2 separate regions of the Homo sapiens genome follow, and region 2 is linked to region 1. Evidence: chromatin loops called from intact Hi-C (ENCODE). Cell type or tissue: endothelial cell of umbilical vein. All regions are shown on one strand. Links, peaks and the distances in the headings refer to the core of each region. The heading gives the core; the rest is flanking DNA.

Region 1 (8,340 bases), core at 112-8,111:
CTTCCCAGGAGATGCAAGAAGAAAAAGAAGCTGAATGTCATTTGATTGATTTAGGAACAGACCTCAAACAAAAATGGGCTGGTTCATCCAAGTTGTAGACTCTGCTTTGGATGAGTCATGAAGATAATAAAGAGACAGATGTAGATCAGTCCCAGTGGAAGCAGGATGAACTAGATTGTAAGAAACTTTTATTGGGGTCTTGACTTATGGTTGTAGGAAATTAGAAGAGTTGGAAAGCTCTGGGAGAATCTGCCAATGGAAGTTTTCAGACAAACGGGTGAGAATTTTAGACCACTATAATATATGAAATTTTAATTTGTAAATAAAACTCAAATCTAGTGGGATATTTCTTTGGATTACCAGATTTTTTTGCACAAAGTTTATTCTAATAAATACAAAATCAAATAAAAAACCAAAGCATCTCTTATAAAAATTACATGATTGATCTTTTAGTCAATTTATTTGTCTTTACAGATTTACCATATGAGCCCCCCAGGAGATCAGCCTGGACCGGTCACGGCCACCCCACGCCCCAGTCGAAAGGTACAGTGTTGGCTCCCATGACCCTGAGTTTCATGTCACAGGCAGTGGATGACTGTTGATGGAGTATATAATAATTTCTGTGGTTAATCTGTGATTTTGCAACATGTGATGGGTTTGTTCCATTGACGACAAGAGTACAATTGATCTTTCACTGCAGTGATTCTTTCTCCATTTGGGTCATCAGGACTTTCATAACAAAAATAAAGGAATGATGTAGTGTATGTCAACCTTCACAAATGCATGTTTCATGGGATGTTTGAGTACACATTAAATAATCGGTGTTTTCCTGAATCTTGGCCATGCTTAAAAGTATCCCTGGCTTTACTTTATTTGACTGGTGGTTTCCCTTTATGTGTTTATCTTAGACTATGATTTATTGTAATCTGTTTGGTAAGCCATTCCAAATTCTTTTTTTTTTTTACTTTTGGAAAAAGTGGGAGGTATCCATTTTTTAAATAATTGGAAATGTCCTCTTTTTTTGTTACAGTGTTTACATTTGATTTCATCAGAAAGGAAAATTTTTCCTTACCGTGAGATGCTTCTGAGTTAGACTATTATGTTAATAACTAAATTAACTGATAGAATGATTATGCAACAACATCAAAGACTAGTGACCAAATCTGTTATAGCTAATTGCCTTTTGTATTTCTGGATTTTCAGCTGCTCAACCATCTCCTTCCACAGTGCCCAAAACTGAAGACCAGCGTCCTCAGTTAGGTATGTTTCAGGGGCCGTCTGGATAACCATAAGAGAAGATTCAGGCTCAGCAGCACATTTCTAAAATGCTTCACTTTTTAATGGAAATTAACATGATTGTTTGCCTCTTTTCGACAGCTCCATACATAAGATAGGGCCCAAGTCATCAGCCTACTCATGCGAGGTGACTTGAGATGGTGCTAAAACACGTCCCCAACTATGCAATAAATAGGGAAAAAAATTCTACGTGCACACAGGCTGCTTCTTTGTGATCCATTAATTTTTTAGATTTTACTTTCCATGCCTAAACAACACAGCCTGCACGGCCCTGGATTGATGGGGCTTGGCACATGTTTGCCCTCTTTATATCATTGGTTGGTGTGAGCCTTGAGCTATATGTCAGGATCCTGGGGTTGAATCCAAGCCCTGCCACCAATTAGGAGTCCCCTAGCAAGACATCTGAGATGCCGTGTGACATCTTCTCTCATAGAGGAGGTGGAGGCAGTTGATTTGGAGTTGGAGGACATTTTCGGCTCTGAAATCTGAAAAAACAATTAAGTCAGGCATTATGTCTGAAGTCACATCATACTATGTTACAACTATGTCTAGGATTTGACTTTGTTTCTTTTTGCTGTAGATCCTTATCAGATTCTTGGACCAACAAGTAGCCGCCTTGCAAATCCAGGTGAGAAACTGCTGATGATTTTCTTCTTACAAAATTACTTTTTGGCAGTGGTTATTTTGAAAAGTAAATTGGTATTGGTGAGAAATTCCTTCAACTGAACAGATTTTAGTTTTAGGTCTCACTGAATTATTTGCCTTAATGGAAAGATGGGTTGGGTTATAAATTAAGATTTCAGCTTCAGCAAAGAACATTATAACCTAATCCAAGCTGTAATAGTTTTCTAGGGCTGCTGTAACAAAGTACCACGGATTAGGTGGCTTAAACAACAACAGTTTATTGTCTCGCAGTTCTGGAGGCTGGAAGTCTGAAATCAGAGTGTCATGGTGGCAGGTTTCGTTCCTTCTCAGGGCTGTGAGGGAGGGATCTGTCCTGGGGGCTCTCCCTGGCTTACAGATAGCCATCATCTCCTCGTGTCTCTTCTCATCATCATCTCTCTGTGTGTGTCAGTCTCTGTGTCCAAATGCCTCTTTTGCATAAGGACATTGGTCAGGTTGGAATACCTACCCCATAACCTTACTATAACTTGATTACCTCATTTAGGATCTTATCTCCAAAAAAGGTCACATTCTTAGATACTGCGGGTTAAGATTTCAACATAGGGAATTGAGGGAACACAATTCAACCCATTATACAAGCAGATAAAATAACTAGTATTTTTTAAAAGAGAGCCTTGATACAACCACAAGACTTCAAATTCAGGCTCATCTTCGATGGTCTGTTTCTGAACTTCGATGCTAGAAGAAAGTGCAGATTCTTAATTAGCCCATTTGTAACCAGTGCATTGCCAAGGTTTGTCACCTGTCCTAGTGTTTCAGTGCCAACCACATAGTTTTATTTGTTTGTATTCAGATCAGAACCAGCTGTGCTGGCACCAGCTTCAGAAATTCATAGCCTATGCTGCATATTCCCAACTGCAAATTCAAATGCCAAGATGTTACAGGCATATTGCAAGCACAAGATGGAATGTGTATTTCCTAAACGTTGAGGCCAAAATAAGGTTCGAAATGGAATAATTAAGATTTAATCAGTGTACATCCCTGCAAGAGAATCTACACATTGAAAACACGAAATGTTATCATTATTGAACATCTGTATTTTTGAAGTTAAATTTTGGTTAATGTTAATGAATTCAATGAATTTTTTTTACACAGCTGAAAATCTAAAGAAAACTAGTTAGCCTGGGGCCTAGACTAGGTGCTCAATAATTATTTGTTGCATACATGAATGCCAAGGATAATGAGATATAGTCCTTTAGCTCAGGGTGCTTTTGGTCCGTGGAGAGATGGACACAGGTAGTTACAACATTGTCCCAAACACAGAGCCACAGGCCCTTTTTGCTCATGCTGGCTTTCATCTAGTAGCCCAGGCTCCTGAGGCTGTGGTCTCTTCTCAGCCTTCTGCTCAGCTTTTCATTTGCAACTCTGCCATATAACCATTCAAATAAAAATAATGACTATGTTTTGAGATGATTATTATCAGTCATGCTTCAGGAAGACTGATCTGGCAGCAATGTTCAGGATAGATTAGAAAAAAGAAAATGACGGAAGCTGAAACACTCTGGGAATGTTAATACAATCATGTGAAATAACAATCAAACAGCTCCCATCCCGCAGAATGCCCCCCATAGAATGTCTGTGGTCCCTTCTGTGTCTCATAACAGCCCTGGGAGGTTACTATCTCCATCCTACAGAAAAGGAATTAGAAGTCCAGAGAAGTTAAGTAACTTTTCCTGTGTCACACAGCCAATGATAAGGGAGGTCAGGTTAGAAACCTGACTCTGTCTGCAAAGTCTACTTTTGTTTTCTTGCCCTACTCTGCCACTGACTAAGTATGAAGGGAAGAGGAGGTCTTACAAAATGCGGACTGTGAGAATAGAAAGCAAGGATTTCCTTTCAGGGTCATAACTGCTTAGGTGCAGGCGATGAATCTGAGGTCAGGAAGGAAGAGGAGGAAAGAGTCAAGCTGCACCAAAGAAGACCAAACTGGCCTTTGCACTCACACATTGGCCAAATGAAACATATATGTCCATGACCACGTTGTCACAGCCCAAAGGTACTGCTTGGCTTGTTTGTAGAATAGGGCCTGAGTCACTTGCTCCTAAGCAAAGTGCCAGCTTTCACAAGGGAACACTGCATATGCCCTGGGCCCAGCAGCCCGGGGATGCCCTTTGTAGATAGAGGGACCTGAGCTCAGAGCAAGGAGACCGGAAACTCATCACAGGCCTGGGGAAGGAGGACTGTGCTTCATACCATTAAGACTGTTCTTAATGGGCCTGGAGAAAATGGCAACATCCCATCTTTGATTTGCAGGCAAGTGACTTTAAGATAAAGATTTATTTCATTTAGTTTCTGATGAATTTGACTTTCTCTCCATCTATCTTTAGGTTTGTGTCTGTTGTGCTCATGTGAACTTTTCCCCTGAAACCAGAATGTCTTTTATCTTTGTATTAATGACAATGCTTCTTCCTGTTTGATTCTATTTTTCTATTCTCTGATAAATAAATCTTTCATCACTTAAAAATTGCTGTCTTTGCTCTTCATACAATACAAATTCCTTTTCATCATTTTAAGTGGAAAGATTGCATCATATAGTATGAATGCACAGGATGATGTCAGCATCCCAACATCTCTATCCCAAATATTCACTTGATGTGTACTTTGGACATCACTTTTCCTGCTGAGAACAGTGTGTCCCTGCATTCTGATATCATGGATCGGTTATAAGCAACACAGCTCCTTTACATCCCATCAGAGCAGCTGAGAATCTATCTAACATGGTTCCTCTAATGAAAGAGCTTTGGTGGGTTATGTTCAGAGGCTTCCTTGATGCTAACTGGATACTCTTCAATGGTGCACATGAAAATACATCCTGCCTCTTGCAGAACGACAGACCAGGCTAGGGATGTTTTCCCATTTGTTAGGAGGTGGCAGTGTGCAGTCTTCCAGTGGGAGTCCCCCAGGGAGGGGACAACATGGAAAGGACCTGAGGAGGCTACAGAGGTGTGCATAAACCAGGCCTGAAAGCAAGTTTGCGCAGTGATTAAGCATGGCAGCCTAGAGTCTGGATTTCAACCCTTGCCAACGCTAAGCAAAATAAGTCAGTCTACCTCTCTAAGCTCCAATTTCGTCACTTCTCCAATGGACTAATCACATGATTCCTGTGGGGATTAAATAAACCAATACATGTAAAGCGTTTAGAATGGTGCATGGCACACAGTAAGCTTTCAGAGGATATCAGTCAGCCCAAGAATAGCACCGTTTCAAGCTTCTTCATGGTTCAATAGGCCAATTGAACAGTATTTCTCTTTCTTTAGGCATTTCCTGGCTATAGGAGAGGAGTGTTATCTTTCCTTAAACTCTGATTTTCAGCCCAAAGAAATTCTGACAAGACCATTCAAGTACTGAGTTCATCCTTACCATGATCTTGCAAGATAGTACTATTACCATCACCCCCACTTTACAGATGACGATACTGAGGCAGAGAGAGCTGCGAGAGTTGCCAAACGTCCCACAAAGGGCAGAGGCAGGATTCAGCTGAAGCAGTGGCAACTCCAAAGTTGGTGCTCCCTACCACCATGCTTTCCTGCCCCTCCAGTAAGTGGTGCCTGAGCCTCACTGAGCCTCGGGGCAGAGACTTCCATTCAGGACACACCTGCTGGACACACCTGCTGCCTTGCAGAGGGTCCAGGCCATGCACACGGGATCTTCTGCACCACCCCTGGCTTCTAGAGAAAGTGGCCCCAAACCACTGCCACATGGTACTGGTGGGGCCCCTCACGGCTGTATTTACTGCCCTTGTTCATCAGCTGACGGCTGCAGGGCTTTGCACCAGGATGCTGTTTCCACCAGACACAGCTGCTGACTCACTCTGCAGCTCTCTGCTTTGCTCTGTGGTTTGTAAACCGTTTAGTTTTTTTTTCCCCCTTTTTTGCTCAGTCTGTACCCCTTTGCTACCCTGTTTCTCTCCCTTTCTTTTAACAATATTAGGAGATTACTTTCCTCTGTAAAATTAAAGGAGTGCCTCTGTCTTCTTAAAAGCCACAGCCGCTCCCTTTCACCCACAGGGTTCTCTGTAGGTGGACAATGCTGCTTGCCACTGTTTTTTACCTCCAAATATGTTTTATTTTGGTAATTACCCTAAGAAAAAATTAGTTCCTCCTTACTGACATCGCAAGGATGTTATTAAGAGAGAGTAAAAAAAAAAAATAGATCTGAAGGGTTTACCCAAGAAAGGTGAGTCCTAAGGTAGAGGTGGTGATGCTACTCAATGAAAGCTCTTGTCTTTCAAGAACTTCTCTTTGTAAATCCTGGTTTGGCCCATGAGTGACCCAAGCCACTTTTAGGCTTTCCTAAACCCTAAGCATTCTTGTTTGGAAATCTCTATTCTATATTCTAAAATGCACCTCGTCACACATTAAATGTTATTGTTTTGGAAGTAAAATAAGAATTTAAAAATTGCTCTTAAAATTTTATGACTGAGAATAATTCCTTTACCACTGACAATTTTTTAACAACCATTGTTCATTTTTGAGAATTCTTGCAGTGAGAAATTTTGTTCTACACACTGCAAAATGCAGCGAATTTTGTTACAAATATTAAATTTAACAATTAATGAGTTTGACATGATGTTACTCTTTCTACCATTTACTTAAACATTCATTGATTTTGCATTTCCAGGTTTCTTTCAAGGTTTGAAAGCTGATGAATTTTGCTTACAGTTCTCTTATTTCTATAGACCCTCCCTTGAAATTCTCACAGTCCTGAGCCCTATGTCTTTATGGCTACTGGGTAAAATAGTCAAGTGAGAAATTAGCTCATCCATCCTTTGGGCATAGAGTTTGCTGCCACAAATTTAGGTCCCCTGCTTTCTAACTCTTCAGAAATAGGAGAGACATGAGATCACTTTTGTCCACTGATTCTGTCCTACACACGTTTATAAGAGAAATGGGTGAGGGACAAATTGCTAAGAGGCAATGCCAAGGTTTGAGTAGATTCCAAGTGTGATTTCGGCAGGTCTGTGGAGTTGCTTTCTCTATGGGAGAAAGTTGACGCTGAATATTTATTTTCAAACAACCGTATGTGTTTATATTGAAGCATCTGTTAGACTGTTAAATCAAAAATCCATGCCTTTTCCTATTCCCAGGTCATATACGGAATTTTTTCAAGTTGTAATTTTTTGGTTACAATATATATACTAAGACCATATGGTTTTCTCATACCATTCTTTGTATTTTCTAAATGCATATTAATAAAATGTTGGAGGCAACAAAACTTGATTGGGAACAGTTTGTATATGTGGTTCTGAAAAAGCAAAGGCTTCCACTTCAATGAGCTACAAGCTGTTAATACATTTCAAATGTGTTGCTAGACTGAAAATGAGCACTTTCCAGCATAGATTCAGAAAAAGCTGACCTTTCTCACAGTGCTATTGTATGGATAAATTCACAAAAATATCCATGTCCATGTAGCCAACATGCAAAGCAGAGTTTATAAGTTGGGTGATATGTACAGGAGGCTAGCGAGGATTTAGAAGAAAATGAACGTAAAATTGATTTTTACAGTATATTACTTCCCTGAGTAGATGTCAGTTAAAGTTACTTTAATCATTTTATCACATCGATTGATATTACTTACACTATAATAAAAGGTAATCTTTTGGTAATAAGTCTAAGGCAGTGCTGTAACTGGAATTTGGGAGGAAAGACCCACCTCCCATCTGTTCTTAAGCTTCTGAAATATGTTCAGCACAGCTTAGCTTCTCTTGGTACGGATACTGCTGTCAATATTTACATGCTGCTGTCTTCTAGGGAGCCATAAACTATCTTCAAGTATTGTAACATAGCAGCTAGAATGATGTGCCTAGATTTTTCTTTGAATTTCATAAAACAAAGCTGTATCTGTATGATTTCAATGAAATCAAGAAAATTCTGACTTTGTCCACCCAGCTAAATGTGATCTCTTTGACAAAGGAAGAGTCTCATTCAGCTTCCCAAGGGGACTTGCAATCACTCATTGTTGGGGTTTTTCTTCTGGAAATGCTGCTTAACACAATTGGCGTTGCAGCACACAGGCAAGGCACTGGTTTCCGTTACGATGCGCTTGCCCAAATACTGGAACTGGGTGATCTGGTTTGAAAAAGAGCCAGCTTTTTTTTTTTTTTTCCTAAACTTCCTCATTTTGAGTGGGTTAATTCTGTTCTAGGAAAAGTTTTCACAGAATTGCTTTCTGAGCGCCAGCAAAATGTTATGTTAGAAATAATGGTGTTTACTTCCATTCTCGATTTTTTTCCATAAACTTTTAGAAGTTCATTTCCTAAATCTAACTTTTATTATCTTACTTGACCTAGCCAATATAAATGGCATTAAGTCATTATTGCCATCCACATAACAGTACTTTGTGCTTCACAAAATAGGAAAA
Region 2 (8,340 bases), core at 188-8,187, 100 kb before region 1:
GAGCCAATGGGTATATATATTTTTTAAGTCTTTGCCAAATTTAAATATTTGCCAATTTAAAAAATAATTACCAGATTATTCTCTGGAAGGATTATACCAGTTCTCCCTTTTTCTAGCCACATATGAGACCAGTTCCACACTACACCCATAACAACTCTGAATATTTTACTCTTTGAATCTTTGCCATTCTGACAGATAAGAACAGAATCTCATTTTTATTTGTACTTCTTTAATTTTAGTATTTCATTACATTTTTTTGTTTGTTTGCTGTGAACCCATTTTGGCTAGTGGTCCACTGTGACCTCTGGATTTTTTTTCTTATTTATACTTTTATTCTCTGTTTGGTCTAGCTTACTTTCCACATATTTCCCCTACTGAGCTTGGCCAAGACATGTTTTATAAAATTTCACATCGATTCCCATCTGTCCACTCTCCCACTCTTCATTTTCTTTCCTGTCAGCACATTCTCCCAGCTTTGCTTGTGTTTGTTGTTGAGTGTGAATAATTTATGTATACCCACTGATATCGCAGAAGCTGTTTTTAGTGATATCTTATCCATTTCTTCTGTGTCCTCAACAGTGACTGGCAAAGAGTAGAGGTTCAATAAGCACTTGTTGAAAACATAAACTTAAATTTTAATTATTTGAAATCATAAAGAGGAAGTTAAGATATCAGAGTAATGTAATTATCATTGTAGACTTCAAATAGAATTCTTATGTTTTTAGAGACATTTCTCCTAGTAAAATAACGTTAATTAAAATTGACTTAAATTGATGTTTAAGAAAGTATAAAAAATGTAGCTGTAGTATCTTGAATTCATAATCCAAACTAACATCATCCTAATAACTGCTTGTTATGTGCCAAGTCCTGTGCTAAACTCTCATAATGTCTCATGTGATCCTCACAGCAGCCTGGGTACTGCTGCTTTCTTACAGATAAGGACAAAGGATTAGAGAGGCGAAGTATCTTATACAAGTCACACAAATCTGTCTCCCTTCTCTTTATCATCTGATCTCTTTTTTCCTGCTATTCACCCTAGCTGTACATAGTGAATTACTGTGCAGAGAAACATGATGTATTAAGTGTTATGGAGACACATGAAATAATTGGATAATGAAAATTATTATCGCTGGTTACTTTATGTTATCTACTCTTCTGGGAAAAATCCCATAGGCAGCAATTCTTATACTCTAGGTGGCTAATCAAAACAAAGTTCTAGAAAATTCAAGAGGTAAAACTCTAGCACTGAATTCTATATTTGCTCAGTGACAAGAATTCTTTCCATATTTGGCGAGATCCAAGGGGCAGTGCTTCCAGATTCCAGATCAGCTGCTGATTTAAATTTCCTCATCCCAAGTATCAACTTCCTTGCACTCGTCTTGGGCGTCAATAATGAACACGCAGGTCAGAGTTTTCCATAAGGCCTTAACAAGTCTTTCAGCAGGGTGTTCATGGAATTAAACTCTGGGAAGAACGGTAATCTGCTGTTGTACACAGATAAGTACAGAGACATTTTGAAAAGAAATGCTAAGGCCAAGCAAAATGATTTATTTTTAAAGTGCCACATCAGAATCCAATCATAACATTAACCTCAGGGCTGTTACTTTAAACACGTTTGGTAAAAACAATGCTTGTCGAATTTTTGAAAATATAATAACTTTATGCAAAGATCCCGCACTCTTGCATTTAACACATTCCACTTTTTAAATCCTTCTGCCTTGATGATTTAAAATCTCCCTTGCTGGTTTTTTTGTTTTTTAAATTTACCAAGTATTGATACAGAATCAGCACTGAAGACAGGACCCTTCTGCTACCTCCACATTCACATTCCCCCCAAGGCCATTCATTCAGATCGTCAGCCAGCAGTGAGTTTCTCATCTCCATGCTCTTTGGGTTTCATCGGGTTTTATTGGGTCTTTTTTTTTTTTTTTTTAATTTTGACAGTGTGCACATGATGCTCACCTTTGAGGAAGAAGAAACTGTTGAAACAACACTTTAGAATCTGTCAACACAATTAGTTTGTGTCTCAATTTGAGGTAGATGTCCCAAGACATTGCTCCAAGTTAAAAAGAAAAAAAAAGTATGTGGTTTTGCATTGCGTAGTCCTCTTTGGATCCATACGATATGTGTGCCTTCCCTGACCTTCCAGAGAGCATCAAAAACATGAAGGTTGAATCCAGAGAGCACAGCCCACTTTTATCTTTGGCCCAGGGAGGCACTTGGTACTCTGTATTTCTTCGTGGCATCCTTAAAATAGCCTCTGTGGAAAAGGGATTGGCCTTATCTTCCGTGCAACGGATGGGAGGCATAGATATAGCTGCTGGCAAGGGGAAGTGGAAAGAGGCCCATCTGGGAGAGGGTGGCCCGGAGCTTTAGTTTGATGCTGCAGGACTTCCCCAGGTGAACGCACCTCTCCTGGCCCTAGCTCCCTTATAGGAAAATGGAGGTGGTCAGCTCCGCCTTCTCCACAGTGACCATCTGCTGACTGTGCTGCTGCCAGGACGCAGGGGGAGCTAACAGCAGTGCCCCTATCGGATCTTCAAACCGGGGAGGGGTCTCGTGCAGTGGGCAGGGGAAATGGGCTCCCACCTGGCTTTTGGGGTTCACTCCCTGGCTGTTCTACTTCCTGGCCATTTCACCTTTGGCAAGCCACAGCCTCACAGGAGATAGGCTTTTCCATCGGTGAAATGGGTAGAGTGATAGTTCCTACTTCACAGGGTTATAGTGAGATTCACCAAGTCGCAAGAGCCCAGAACTGTATATGGCACACATAAGCTCCTCAATCAAAGTTAGTTAATTTTACTATTCATTCAAGCCAAATACATTTTTCTTCTAAGACTAAAATCAGGGAATCTATGAAAAGCATTTCCCCCTACCTTTTTTTTTTCAATTTCTACAACAGTTTGTGAATTGAATTTTGTTTTCAATTAGCCAATTTGTCCATTTTCCTGTGATGAACATGTTTTTATCTCTTCATTATAAAGTAAGAACTCTGACAGACACAGTGAGCTCCCAATTATTCACGAGCACCTGATCTGCATTGGAGATTGCTTAAAACAGGGCTGGGAAATGCTTGCTGGTGAGTTCACCGGACACTGCACAGCAGGTCCTGGAAGGAGACATTCAGGGCGTTGTTAACTTCTGTGTCTCCCTATTCTTCTTATTCTCCTTCCATACTCTTTCTCTCTCATTGCAATCGCTATCCACCTGGAAGGCGGCTTGAAAAACACAAAAGACAACAAGGATGATGAGGGGGACCCCTCCTGAGCCTCTTAAATGCTGAGGGATCCTTCCTGGACCTGTTTTTATTCATTCCAAGCTGCCTCTCCTAGACAATCACTTCTCTTACCCCAGGAAATCTGGGACGGTGCAGGTTTGCAAGCTTGATCTGGAATAAAGAAACAAAGGAAAAGACGGACCAGGAGGCTTGGCCTACGCCAGGCAAAAGTCAGCAAAAGCAGCCACTACACATCTCCTTTTGAGTTCTAACTTTTCACTTTGTCTTGTGTGAACTCCTAAACTGGAAGCATATTTATAGTCACGTAAAAATAAGAATATTGTCCAAGGCCAAATGTAAGTGACTTTTATGAGTTATTGGACTTTGTGAATTACTCATTCTACCAACCTGAATTAACATAGATAGTTTTGTTGACTTTACCTTCTTTGTAAGCCAAACAGTATGAACTCGGTTAAGCCGGTCTTAGGAGAAAAGACATAAAATGTGTGTTGCTAGGATAGCATTCTAGTGAAGGAAGCCACTTCTTTGTTTCTTGTGCATCCCTGTGAGGGTACCTCTGTCCATCCCAAGAGCTGTTTTCATGGACTCACTGTTGAAAGCCCAAGCCTATTGTAACCAATTTTGATAAGCTGGTTACAAAATAAGCACATGTATACATTTTTTAAAGCCTTGTTCTTCTGGAGATGGAAAACATCTTTTTTTAGATCACATGTTTACTGCTTTGGTAAACAGTAAAATGCTGCTACAGCAATTACCTTGAGGATAAAGGGTTTGTAGACAGATACTTCCTGCGTTCACTTCCTACACAGATAGCCAGCCCAACCAGAGACGCACTGATGCAGGAAGGGCTCCCAGTGGAAACTTCCTCTCTCCGAATGCGTGGTCCATTATTCGTTATCTCCTCTCCAAGGGGAATAAGCTTGTTGCTCCAGATTTTCTAGGAGAATTCTGTCTTGAAACAGGTAAAAATATAAAGTTTCTAAAGTAATGATTACAGTACCTCGTTCTCATCCTCGGTGTCATCTACTCGGTGATTTTTAAGGGGACGTGATTAGACTAGAATAGACTTGTCTATGAGTAACATGCCCCGTAGGCACCTCTGTCTCCTTTGAATCATGGAAAATGATGCATAATTCGAATGTTTTTATATTTGGTAGAAAAATAAGTCTCTTTGAGATTCAATGGAAGGCCTTTTCTATGGTTAGTTGAAAGGTCATTTTAGATTTTGCTTTCTTTAGTCAAGCAGAGATTACCAGATTTGGGTACAAAAAATATCAGCTCACAGATTGTTCTCTGTGCTGATTTTACAGCAGTTACTAAATTCCAACGAATGCATTGTTTAGGCCCTTTGAACCGAAGCAAATAAAACCACAGTGCACACACACTAAACAATAGGGCATCATCAATTAGCCATCTACAGGATGTGTCCTTGCAGACTGGCCCCTTTGTAGGAGAAAAAAAAATAGATCAAGTCAACAAACAATAACACTGAACAATAAACTAAACAAAATAAATAGCACCTGGGAGCCCCTTAAGCACTGGCGAAGCACCAAAGGGTGATGTTTACACACTGTACACACGGAAACCCACAGCTCCACCCAGATCTCCTGCAGGTCCCTAAAATACTCAAAGAACTCAGCAGCCAATCATTGCTGGGTCACCTCATGTTGAAGGGTACCCCCTTTGGCGATCAGAAAATGCTGAGCCTCTTAAATGCTGTTTTCATTCACTCCAAGCTAGCTCTCATAGACAATCACTTCTCTCACCCCAGGAAGTCTGGGACAGTGCATTGCGAAGGGAAGAAGGCAGTATCTAACAGAGCCTTCTGCCTGGCCTATTCCATAAGTGCCGATGACTGCCAGGTGGGGGGCAGAGATTGCATTTGACCCCGAGAGACTGCCAGACATGGTGAGATGCTGTCATGTCTCACGTAGATGTTATTGCACGAATATATTCTAGTGATTTTATCCACATATTCAATATATGTATTTTGTATTTAACATGAAATTGAATTGAAGTGAAATTGCCCAAAGAGATATTTTCCTTTAGGGACTCATTTCTTCACATACTTTTGCTTATCTTGTTGGAAGACACACTATGTCAATCTCAGTATCCTGTTTGAATGAAGACTGCTTTCCTCCTATGTATCTGTTGCCCCTAGACAGTCATTGTGCAGCTTGTTACCTTTCTGTGAAACTCCATGAGACAGCTCCAGCATTCATCCTTACAGGTGCTACCTCCTGACACTTCTGCTTCTTTGCAAAATGACTTCCCTGATCTCCTGAGTCTGTATTGTTTCCAGTGCTGCCTGAACCACATTTGGGTGATGCTACAGGACCAGACAGCAGACAGATTTGTCATGGATGCCTGATGGGATAGGACCCTGTTGGCATCCTCTCTGAAAATCTCCCTTGCCTGGCTAGGGATTGTTTTATTTTATTTTCTTTAGCCTGTAGCAAATACAGGTTCAGTATCTCCATTGAATAATATATTGTAGAAAGAAAGGCAGTAATAAAAACTTCGTTCTTTTTCCCCATTTGAAAAACAATTATTATAGGAGTTTAGAAAATAAAAATTTTAAAAACAAAATTAAAATAATTGATGTTACACCATCAAGGGTCTTTGAATACTCGATTCTTTTTTGATTTTTTTTGTCTTTACTCCTGTACCAATGTATCCTTTTTAAAGAATAATAAAATTTGAGAAATTAAACTCATTGTTATTAGTACCTTTCTATCCACTTCTTTTTTTTTTCCAGGATAGTGAAAAAAAAAAAAAAAAGAGGAGTGAGGGCTGAACTTGTTACGATTTAGAAATTAAGGCCCATTTTCCTTCTTAAGAACCCAGTTTCTCTATATGAAGCAGATCCAGACCGCAGGTCCCTGTCCCACCACGCCTTTCACTTCCCTGTGCCTCGTTTCCTCATCTGTAGAAGAGAGTCAGTCATGATAATAACTCCTACTTCTTGGTAGTGTTGCAAGGATTAAGCAGCTTAATACTTGTATGTGCTTTGAACAGTAACGTGCTGTAGTGTACAAAAGATGTAAATTGCAGACCAGGCATGCTGGCAGCTGCCTGTAGTTTCAGCTTCTCGGGAAGCCAAAGCAAAGGATCTCTTGAGCCTCAGTATCTGAGGTCAGCCTGGGCAACCTGGCAAAATACCTCATCTCATAATAATAACAACAATAATAATAATGTTAGCTGTTATGGGCTGTTATTGGTTACTTATCCTAGTCACAGTCTTCTTATTTAATTTACTCTCATATCTCAATTGTTTTTTTGAAGTAATCAATTATCTTCCTTGATTGTGTTTGTTTCCAGTATTTGTCTTTGGAAAGGAATCCTGCATTTATACCTGGTTATTTATAGCTTCTTCTAAAGGGGTGAAAGTATTTCCCTACACAGTCATGCATCACCATGCCCGGTCAGTTCTGAGAAATGAGTTGTTAGATGATTTCATCGTGCAAACATCACAAAGAGCACTTACACAAATGTACATGGCATAGCCGGCTGCACACGTAGGCTACAGGCTATAAGTGTAGCCTGTGCTCCTAGGCTACAAACCTGTGCAGCATGTGACCAGGCTGAATACTGTAGGCAATTGTGACACTTAACACAATGGTTTTTATGTATCAAAATGTGGGAAAGGTATAGTAATAATGCAGTAGAGGCCAGGTGCGGTGGCTCACACCTGTAATCCCAGCACTTTGGGAGGCTGAGGCGGGCAGATCACGAGGTCAGGAGATGGAGACCATCCTGGCTAACACAGTGAAATCCCGTCTCTACTAAAAATATAAAAAATTAGCCAGGCATGGTGGCACGCACCTGTAGTCCCAGCTACTCAGGAGGCTGAGGCAGGAGAATTGCTTGAACCTGGGAGGCAAAGGTTGCTGTGAGCTGAGATCATGCCTCTGCACTCCAGCCTGGGCTACAGAGCGAGACCCCATCTCAAAATAATAATAATTATTATTATTAAGAAGGGAAAAAAATGATACACCTGTACACCTGTATAAGGCACTTACCATGAATGGAGCTTGCAGGATGGAAAGTGGCTGTGGATCTGGGTGAATCAGTGAGTGGTTAGTGAATGTGAAAGCCTAGGACATCACTATCTACTACTGTAGACTTATAAACACTGTATATTGGCCAGGCGCGGTGGCTCATGCCTGTAATCCCAGCACTTTGGGAGGCCGAGGTGGGCGGATCACGAGGTCAGGAGATCGAGACCATCCTGGCCAACATAGTGAAACCCCATCTCTACTAAAAATACAAAAATTAGCCGGGCATGGTGGCGCATGCCTGTAATCCCAGCTACTTGGGAGGCGGAGGGAGGAGAATCCCTTGAACCAGGGAGTTGGAGGTTGCAGTGAGCTGAGATTGCGCCACAGCACTCTAGTCTGGTGACACAGCGAGACTCCATCTCAAAAAAAAAAAAAAAAAGACTGTATATTTACACTAAATTTATTAAAACATTTCTTCAATAGTAAATTCATATTAGATTACTATAACTTTTTTTACTTATTAATTTTTTAAACTTTTTGACTCTTTTGTACTCACTTAGCTTGAAACACAAATATGTGGTTCAGTTGTACAGAAATATTTTCATTCTTTATATCCTTACTCAATAAGCTTTGTTCTATTTTTTTTTTAACTTTCTAAACTTTTTATTAAAAACTAAGACACAAACACATACATTAGCGTAGGTCTACACAGGGTCAGGATCATCAATATCACTGTTTTTCATCTCTACATCTTGTCCCTGTGCCACTGGAAGGTCTGCAGGGACAATAATCTGTGTGGAGCTGTCATCTCCTACGATAACAGTGCCTTATTTTGGAATCCTTCTTGAAGGACCTGCCTGAGGCTGTTTTACAATTAACTTTTTTTTTTTTTGGAAATAGAAAAAGTACACTCTAAAATAATGATGAAAAGTATGGTATAGTAAATATGTAAACCAATAACATAGTCAACTATTATCATTATCAACTATTATGTACTGTACAGAATTGTATGTGCTATACTTTATACAACTGGCAACACAGTAGGTTTGTACACCAGCACCACCAAAAACATGTGAGAAATGCATTGTGCTACAGTGTTAC

Evidence for each region. Peaks named below come from ENCODE experiments on the same cell type or tissue, not always from the same donor. Only the 100,000 strongest peaks of a DNase experiment are listed, where the experiment ranks them.
Region 2: a loop joins it to region 1, with 4 times the contacts of the local background. A loop is called at or near these places in 11 of 110 quality-filtered maps.

Annotation. Positions count from the first base shown.
Region 1 is chr21:38,384,579-38,392,918 of GRCh38, reverse strand. ERG (ETS transcription factor ERG) reads left to right here. Exons shown (of 10, transcript NM_182918.4): 7 at 475-543; 8 at 1,204-1,260; 9 at 1,877-1,924. Among named protein-coding and RNA genes, the nearest start is that of LINC01423, 43 kb to the right of the region's middle. In endothelial cell of umbilical vein, for the core only: no CTCF peak of the experiment used is centred there; DNase peaks (open chromatin) are centred at 2,798, 3,628 and 4,488; H3K27ac peaks cover 4,072 bases.
Region 2 is chr21:38,484,800-38,493,139 of GRCh38, reverse strand. All of the region lies in intron 1 of ERG (ETS transcription factor ERG), which reads left to right. Among named protein-coding and RNA genes, the nearest start is that of ERG, 9.5 kb to the left of the region's middle. In endothelial cell of umbilical vein, for the core only: no CTCF peak of the experiment used is centred there; DNase peaks (open chromatin) are centred at 929, 1,369, 4,339, 6,655 and 2 weaker places; H3K4me3 peaks cover 476 bases; H3K27ac peaks cover 7,800 bases.